2 separate regions of the Homo sapiens genome follow, and region 1 is linked to region 2. Evidence: read pairs that join two places in POLR2A ChIA-PET (ENCODE). Cell type or tissue: GM12878. All regions are shown on one strand. Links, peaks and the distances in the headings refer to the core of each region. The heading gives the core; the rest is flanking DNA. Region 1 overlaps LIMD1 (LIM domain containing 1). Region 2 holds the start of LOC124909374 (a long non-coding RNA gene).

The links. Peaks named below come from ENCODE experiments on the same cell type or tissue, not always from the same donor. Only the 100,000 strongest peaks of a DNase experiment are listed, where the experiment ranks them.
Region 1: POLR2A ChIA-PET joins it to region 2 with 6 read pairs; 1 of 35 experiments calls an interaction of 5 or more read pairs at or near these places.

What each region holds. Positions count from the first base shown.
Region 1 is chr3:45,627,075-45,631,469 of GRCh38, reverse strand. All of the region lies in intron 1 of LIMD1 (LIM domain containing 1), which reads right to left. Among named protein-coding and RNA genes, the nearest start is that of LIMD1, 35 kb to the right of the region's middle. RefSeq lists an enhancer at 1,002-1,503. In GM12878, for the core only: no CTCF peak of the experiment used is centred there; no DNase peak of the experiment used is centred there; H3K27ac peaks cover 464 bases.
Region 2 is chr3:45,864,452-45,868,846 of GRCh38, reverse strand. LOC124909374 (a long non-coding RNA gene) reads right to left here and starts at 3,893. Exons shown (of 2, transcript XR_007095900.1): 1 at 3,592-3,893; 2 at 2,276-2,411. It also overlaps a transcript of LZTFL1 not described here. In GM12878, for the core only: no CTCF peak of the experiment used is centred there; a DNase peak (open chromatin) is centred at 3,956; H3K27ac peaks cover 1,480 bases.

The DNA of each region.
Region 1 (4,395 bases), core at 97-4,096, 240 kb after region 2:
AGAAGCCAAGTAGGTAGGAAAAGATTTCATCCTTGTGGCTAAATGGATCTAAAAGTACTTCCTACACAGAAAAGGTAGGGAAAAAAACTGCATTTCACATTCTAGGAAATCATGTGTCTACTATGGGCCAGACCCTGGACTTGGAGATTTCTTTCTTTGTTTTTTTTTTGAGAGAGTCTCACTCTGTCGCCAGGCTGGAGTGCAGTATATCAGTATGGACTCACAGATATTTTTTTCTTTGGATTTTTATTATTATTATTATTATTTGAGACAGAGTCTCACTCTGTCATCCAGGCTGGAGTGCAGCATGCGATCTCGGCTACCTGTAACCTCTGCCTCCTGGTTTCAAGCTATTCTCCTGCCTCAGCCTCCCGAGTAGCTGGGATTACAGTTGTGCACCACCATGCCTGACTAATTTTTATATTTTTAGTAGAGACGGGGTTTCTCCATGCTGGCCAGGCTGGTCTGGAACTCCTGACCTCAGGTGATCCGCCCGCCTCGGCCTCCCAAAGTGCTGGGATTACAGGCGTGAGCCACCGCACCTAGCCAGACTTGGGGATTTCAACCAGTGAAGGAGCTGCTGCCATCTCCTGTCTAAAACCCAAGTTCCAGAAAGGTCCTGTCACTTACTGAAGTCTGCACAGTGGGTAGGTTTGAAAGAGGGAATCTGAGCCCCAGTTCCAACTCAAAGGTCTCATTATGACTATCTGGTTGGCAGCTGTGGCTATTCCTGCCACACATGCCCCCCAACCCCCCCCATCATGAGGGGAGCTCCTTCCTCACCCCATAACATATCACCTCATCAGGGATTCAGACCCCAGACCAGCCCTGCCCCCAGTCTCCTACTACCCACCCTGGCCCACCTCCCATTCTACCTTGTCCCTTGCACACACGACCATCTTTCTGACTGGGACCTCAATCACAAGGCCTCTCCCTGGGGGGCAACCCGCAGCTCCTCCTGCCCTTCTGTGAGGGGCCCTGCAGGTGCGTGCCTTCTGATTGCCCTTCAGGAAACCAATCGTTCCCCCCACAAACACTTCCCTCTCACTCATTTGGAGCCAGCCCCTCTCCAGACGCTGGCTATGGGATAGGGAGCAGGGTGACTGCACTGTGGCCATGCCCTTGTAGAAACCAGACCCTGCCACCACTGGTGGTGAGCTGCCCAATCTCACCTGTACATTCACTAAGTGGTCTGGGCTGAGGAGAGGCTCAGGCTCAACAAGAAGAAAAAGAGTAGGCTCTTAGCCTCCCTTGGCTTTGCCAGGGCCCCCCATGCCACAGGATTTTAAAGAAATGCCCAACAGAGGAAAGAAAAAATATCATCACATGTTACTGTAACAACCAAGCTCAAAAACCAGAAGGGAAGTGAGAGGAATAAGGGATACACTTTTAGGAGAAGAGAGGAAGGGATGGGCATTTTTCCTCTGCAATTAGACTTACTGCCCCTTTAGCCCATTCTCCAAATTGTAGCCCAAGCAATCTTCTTATAAAACAGCTTTAATGAGATATAAGTAGCATATAATAAGCTGTACCTATTTAAAGAGTGCAATTTGGTATTATGATGGGAAAAGTTCCCTTGTCCCTCTCACAGGGTGTGCAATGGGAGTGTGGCTCGCTTCTTCAGTGCCCCCCTGCTCAAACCTCTAGGGGAGCATACAGGCTCTCCTCCGACTGCCCCAGCCAAACTCTGCCTCGTTCTGCCGGCTGATGGCCTGCCAGTGTGGTGGCGTCTGTCGGTGTGCTCCTGGCATCCTCTCGCCATCCAGCTGCTTGTATCTTCTTCCGCTGATGTGTTCCTCTCGCCGTCCAGCAGCTTCTGTCTCTGCCTTGCTAGGGTCTCAGGTTTTTATAGGCCCAGGATGGGAGCAAGGCAGGCTGGGGTGGTTTTGGAAAATGCAATATTTGGGTGCAAAGGCAGAAGTGCCTGTCCTCACCTAGGTCCCTGGTATAGAGCCCTAGCCAGGGACCATGCCCTCCTCTACCCAGCACTTCTCTTCCCTGCTTCTGTATCAGTATGTTGTGACATTTCTTTTCTTTTCTTTTTTTTTTTTTTTTTTGAGACAAGAGTCTTCTTTGTCACCCAGGCTGGAGTGCAGTGGCGTGATCTCAGCTCACTACAACCTCTGCCTCCTGGGTTCAAGCGATTCTCCTGCCTCAGTCTCCTGAGTAGCTGGGATTACAGGCACGTGCCACCAGGCCTGGCTAATTTTTGTATTTTTAGTAGAGACAAGAGTTTCACCATGTTGGTCAGGCTGGTCTTGAACTCCTGACCTCATGATCTGCCCGCCTCGGCCTCCCAAAGTGCTGGGAATACAGGCGTGAACCACCGTGCCCAGCCCCGTGTTGTGACATTTCTATACACCTGTGAAATCACCACAATCAAGACAATGATCAAATCCACTGCCCCAGAGATTCCCCATGTCCTCATGCCTTTTGCAATCCCTCCCCGCTTCCTCTTCCTCTCCCCAGGCAACCACTGATCTGCTTTCTGTCATCACAGATTAGCTTGTCTTTTCTAGTTTATATAAATGGAATCTGGAGTATGTACTTTATCTGGTTTATGTACTTTATCTGGTTTCTTTCACTCAATATAAATTGAGATTCACGCATGCTGTTACATGCAGCAGGAGCTCATTCCTCTTTACTGCCATGTGGTATTCCACCATATGAATGTATTAGTTTGTTTATCCATTTGCTTGTTGATGCACATAAGTTGTTTCCAGTTTGAGGCTATTACAAATAAAGATGCCATCAAGATTTGTGTACAAGCGTTTGTAATGGACATACATTTGCACTTCTCTTGAGTAAAGGCCTAGGAGTGAAATGGCTGGGTCTTATGGTAGGTGGATGATTAACTGTTTAAGAAATTGACAAACCGCTTTCTGAAGAAGTTATATCATTTTACATTCCTACCAGCAGCTCATTAGAGTTCCAAATTCTCCACATCCTTGCCAACACTTGGCATGAATAGTCTTTTAAATGTTATCCATTCTATTGTAATAGGTTATACAGTAGCATCTCATTGTAGTTTTAATCTGCATCTCTCTAGTAACTGATGTTGTGTGTGAGCATCTTTTCACCTGCTTATTTGTCATCCTTTTCTTCTTTAGTGAGACGCCCAAATCTTTTGCCTGTTTTTTTTCTTACTGTTATGAGAACTTCTTATACATTCTAGATACAAGTTCTTTATCAGATATTGCTTCACAAAGGTTTTGCTAGAGTCCTACAAACTAGCTGCCTTGGTCCCCATAGACTCTCAGCTCCTTTTCAACTCAGGGAGTCCACCAGGTTCTGCCTCTCTTCTCCCTCCCTGTGCCAAGGCCTGGAAATTCTCTCGAGGCAATTAGCTGGGGCTGTCACTGGGCTCACCTCATTTGCTTCCTATCTCTCAAGAATCACCTTCTTGATGTCCAGTGTCTTGAAAACCTTTGGTTCATATATTCTTTTTTCTTTTTTTTTTTTGAGATGGGGTCTCACTCTGTCACCCAGGCTGGAGTGCAGTGGCACCATCTTGGCTCACTGCAACCTCCGCCTCCCAGGTTCAAGCGATTCTCCTGCCTCAGCCTCCTGAGTAGCTGGGACTACAGGCGTGCAACACCATGCCTCGCTAATTTTTGTATTTTCAGTAGAGATGGTGTTTCGCCATGTTGGCCAGGCTGGTATCGAACTCCTGACCTCAAGTGATCCACCCGCCTCGGCCTCCCAAAGTGCTGGGATTACAGGCATGAGCTACCGCACCTGGCCTTTTTTTTTTTTTTTTTTTGGTTGTTTTAGGCAGGAGGTTCATCCAGTCCCTGATGCTCCATCTTTAGAATGGGCTTTTTCATTTTATATTTTATAAAAAAGAGACGGGTTCTCGCTATGTTGACCAAGTTGGTCTTGAACTCCTGGCTTCAAGTGATCCTCCCATCTTGGCCTCCCAAAGTGCTGGGATTACACGTGTGAGCCACCACATCTAGCCTAGAATGGGCATTTATTAAACATCACAAGTGCCAACACGGTGCTAGACAGTTTATATGTGTTTCTTCATTTAACAACAATTCTATAAAACATCATCACTTTATACATGAAGAAACTGAAGTTCAAAGATTAAATCTAATGCGCAAAATCAGGCTGACTTATCTATATCCTTTCCAGTCCATCCTACTGCACTTATAAGAGGGGCTAAGGGAGTACCGGGGAAGAAAAGGTCCAGGGGTTCTACTTATCCCTAAAACTTAGTATCTTCATGGTTTTGGGGCACCAGCGAATCCCCAAATCCCAGCTCAGTGATGGCAGCATAGCTCCTTCTTGGCTGCAGCTAGGAGATGAAGGCCAAGCCCACCCCTACGCACAGAGAAATGTGGCCCTTGGAACCCTGGGCATGGAGTGGCCCCAGAAGAAGGTGTTTGTGTG
Region 2 (4,395 bases), core at 277-4,276:
GGTGTGGGGAGAAGGCCTGCCCCATGGTAGCCTTCTAAACAGAGAAGGACCATAAGGGCTTGATGAGACAATGTATCAGAGAGGCTTGGAAACTGTAATATGTTGGGAAAATATCGGCTGTTATTATGATTTTCTATCATGTAGATGATATACTTGCTTTGGAATCAGAGAGAGTTGGGTTTACCCCCCCTACCACTGACTGAGAATTTGAGCAAGTCACTCAATCTTGTTAAGCCTCACTTTTCTTAACTATAAAATGAGAGGCTATTATTTAAACAAAGCTATATTTGCAAATATTGACTCAATACATATTTACATATTCATTTCTCTCTCTGTTGACCTAAGTGAACAAAAGCTTTACATGTGTGTATGTGAGTAACTCACTAAACATTTCTGCTAAATGCTGAGAATCTAGAACCAGAACTTGGCTAAAAATCCACTCTAAAACTGTTTAATGAAACAGCTTTGTTAAGAGTCATCTGGCTCTCTAAGGTTTGAAAAACTTCTCAGGGAAGCCAGAATGATTTATGGTTTGCTACCACAACTCTACGAAGCGAGTGGTTTCAATCAAGTTTCACTTGCACAGGTTCAGTAGAAAGCTGGGGAAAATCCTCTTTTTTTTTTTGCAAAAAAATTAAAATACTTTTTAAAAATTTATATATATATATATTTTTATTATACTTTAAGTTCTAGGGTACATGTGCACAACGTGCAGGTTTGTTACATATGTATACATGTGCCATGCTGGTGTGCTGCACTCTGGATAGCTCTGGTGATGAGAAGGATTCAAGGGCAGCAATTTTCTTTCAAGAGGATTTTCCATTATATATATATAGCATTAAGAGATATACCTAATGGAAAATCTTCTTGAAAGAAAATTGCTGCCCTTGAATCCTTCTCATCACCAGAGCTATCCAGAGACAGAACATGGAACCCATTCCAATGGGGCTGACATTTATCTTTGGCTAATATAGGTTTTCTTGTTCGTTGTCGTTGTTGTTTTGAGACAGGGTCTTGCTCTGTCACCCAGGCTAGAGTGCAGTGGTGCGATCACAGCTCACTGCAGCCTTGACCTCCCAGGCTCAAGTGATCCTCCCACATCAGCCTCCCAAGTAGCTGGGACTACAGGCATGCACCACTGTGCCCAGCTAATTTTTTGATATTTTGTAGAGATGAGGTCTCACTATGTTGCCCAGGCTGGTCTTGAATTCCTGGGCTCAAGGAATCCTCTCACTTCCTCCTCCCAAAGTGCTGGGATTACAGGCATGAGCCACGGTGCCCAGCCTAAGATGAGTTTTCTAAAGAAGTGCTAAATAGTAACAATATAAACTTCCAGCCTTGCCTTTTAATTCCAATTCACCCCAAAGATTCTTTAAGCAAGGTTGATGGATGTGTTCAGACTAGCAGGTGCAAGAAAAAAAAAACTTGAATTGCGGGAATTTGGCAGGAGCCAAGGACAGTTCTGGCACAAGAATGGCCCGGAAGTGCCCATCATTACAAGTTTACTCTCTGCCAGCATTGTCATAAGCAGTTTTTACACCATATTTTAAAATTTTAACAACACCTTGAGAGGAAGATATTATTATTACTCCCATTTACCAAAGGGGAAACTGAGTGAAAGAGAAGGCAATTAACAAATTAATTTAAAAGATGAAAAATGTAACTATCTTTTGGGTTTTTTTTTTTTTTTTTTTTTTTTGAGATTGAGTCTTGCTCTGTCACCCAGGCTGGAGTGTAGTGGCATGATCTCGGCTCACTGCAACCTCAGCCTCCTGGGTTCAAGCGATTCTCCTGCCTCAGCCGCCTAAGTAGCTGGGATTACAGGCATGCGCCACCATGCCCAGCTAATTTTTGTATTTTTAGTAAAGATGGGGTTTCACTATGTTGCCCAGGCTGGTCTCGAACTCCTGACCTCAAGTGATCCGCCTGCCTCAGCCTCCCAAAGTGCTGGGATTACAGGCGTGAGCCACTTCACCTGGCCGCAACTATCTTATTTTTAGCTACACAATGTAAAACCAAATTGTTAACCTACTTAATTGGATCCATTAATTGTTGTGGGATAGCCTCTATGGTGAATACAAGTCTTCTGTGGTATACACAAAGCTGAATATTACAGCACTATTGGTTATATTGAAAGACTCTAAACAACCCAAGTCTAAAATCAATTACTGTAGATCCAGGCAGTGGAAGGGTGTGAAGCCATGGTATGTTTTCAAAGAACTTTTAGTGACATGAAAAAGCCCTCATTATATACTATGAAATGAAGAGGGTAGGCTCTTTTACACATTCATTTATTGATCCAAACTTAGTTATCCCACAATTGCTTTTCCAGCATAGTTCTGTGAATACGGCTGGTGAATCAGGCAGGCTTGCCCTTGTAGAGCTGACTGTATGGTGGACGTGAAACTTTCCTGGAAGAAAAAGCCCCAAAATGTTAACGGTTTTCTTTTTGAAAGTGTAGGGGCTTTTAAATTTTTCGTCTTCATTTTTACATTATTTCAAAATGTTCTATATTAAGCATGTATTACTTTTTTGTAGATTCATTGAGTTATGATTAGCGCACTATAAACTACATGTTTAAAGTATGCAATTGGATAAATCTTGCTGTAGTACACACCGGATCAATCATTAGCACAATGAAGGTGGTGAACATATCCATCACCCCAAAAGTGTCCTTGGACCCATTTGTTCTTCCTTCCTCCCACCACGCCACCACCCCTCGCCACATTCAACCACCGATCTGCTTTCTGTCACTATAGTTTGGTTTGCATTTCTAGAATTTTATATAAATTGTAATACATAGCAAATACTCTTTTGTCTGGCTTCTTTCACTCAGCATCATTTTGAGATGCATTCACGTTGTCATGTGTACCAATAGTTGTTTCCTATTATTGTGGAATAGTATTCGATTACATGGCCTATACCAGTTTGTTATCCATTCATTGGTTTGTAGACATTTGGTTGCCTCTGATTTTCGGTTATTACAGACAACGCTGTTATAAACGCTCAAGTATTTGCAGGAACATATATTTCTTTCTCTCTTGGGTAAACACTCAGGAGTGAAATGGCTGGGTCATATGATAACTCTATGTTTAACTTTTTGAGGAACTGCCAAACTGTTTTCAAATGACTGTATCATTTTTACATTTCTACCAGAAGTGTATGAATTCATCGTTCCCTCTCTTAAAATTACATAAGAACTAAATGTTTACCTCCTGTTATAAAAAGAAAATCCAAAAACTTCAGAAATATAGAGTAAGAAAAGTGAACGTTCCCTTTTATTCCATCCCTTTCCTAGTTCGTCATACATATTTATCATTAAAAGTTTGGTGTGTGTTCATCTTTTCTTTGCAAGAGTCTGTGCATGTGTGTGCATGTGCACGTGTTTGCATGTGGAAGCATGTAGTGCGTGTAAGTGAGATTTTGTGAGCTCTGTTGCTCTAACTCTGGTTTCACTCACTGAACAATGAAGCTTGGAGGTCGTTCCTCATCAGTGCATGTAAACCTCAATCTTTTGAATTGTTGCTGAGTATCCTACTTCAATAAGCAGAGGGAAGAGGTGTTTTAAAATGTGGTTAGAATTCTGTTTACCCTTCCTCTGAAAGAGGCAGGTCTCTTCAACATTTTCTACTCATGTGACAATTAGAGAAGCTCCTTCTTCTCCTCAGGAAAGGCTGCCTGTGGGGAAGGATTGCATTTCTTTCGGTGGATCTGGGTCTTCTGGGAGCAGCACAGGCATGATCACCCTTCTGGAGAGTGATAGAACGGTCAGTGGAAATGTAATCGATGGCCACAAGGTGTGACAGCTCTGCCATCACATTCGGTTTATGCTTGTTTCACGTTCCTCAGAGCAGAATTGCCTTTCCAGGCCCACCATTTGTTCTGGTACTTGGTGGTGAGGAAGCTCACTTTAAGTGTAGTCATTCTGAGAAGGGCAAAAGGGCTTCAACTCTTCAACTTTCAGCTCTGGAAATGAGTAAAACTGGGAGTTTCTTTTTATCATGTTAGAAAATTTACCACATTGGCTGAATGTGGTGAGAAAACCTACTCCCTTGTTAAAACAGACAATAATGCAGCACTCACTTGGTCAGCTAAACAGTTTTTTACTGTCTCCTCATGTGTGTTTTTTTCTCTCTTATATTCTTTTAATAATTAATGATACTAGGACTACATTAAATGGTACTTATTTATCCCTCTCTCAGCAATAACCTGGGGGCTAAATCTTTTACACTTATTAATACATAAAATTAGGACTATATTGTAATAAAGTTGCATATTCTGCACTGAACATTGGCATAAATGTTTTCATGTCATTAAATATTAACCAAATATTAAATCCACATCTTAATTGTTAATGACTTCATAATATTTCAGATATGGACATACCATAATTTA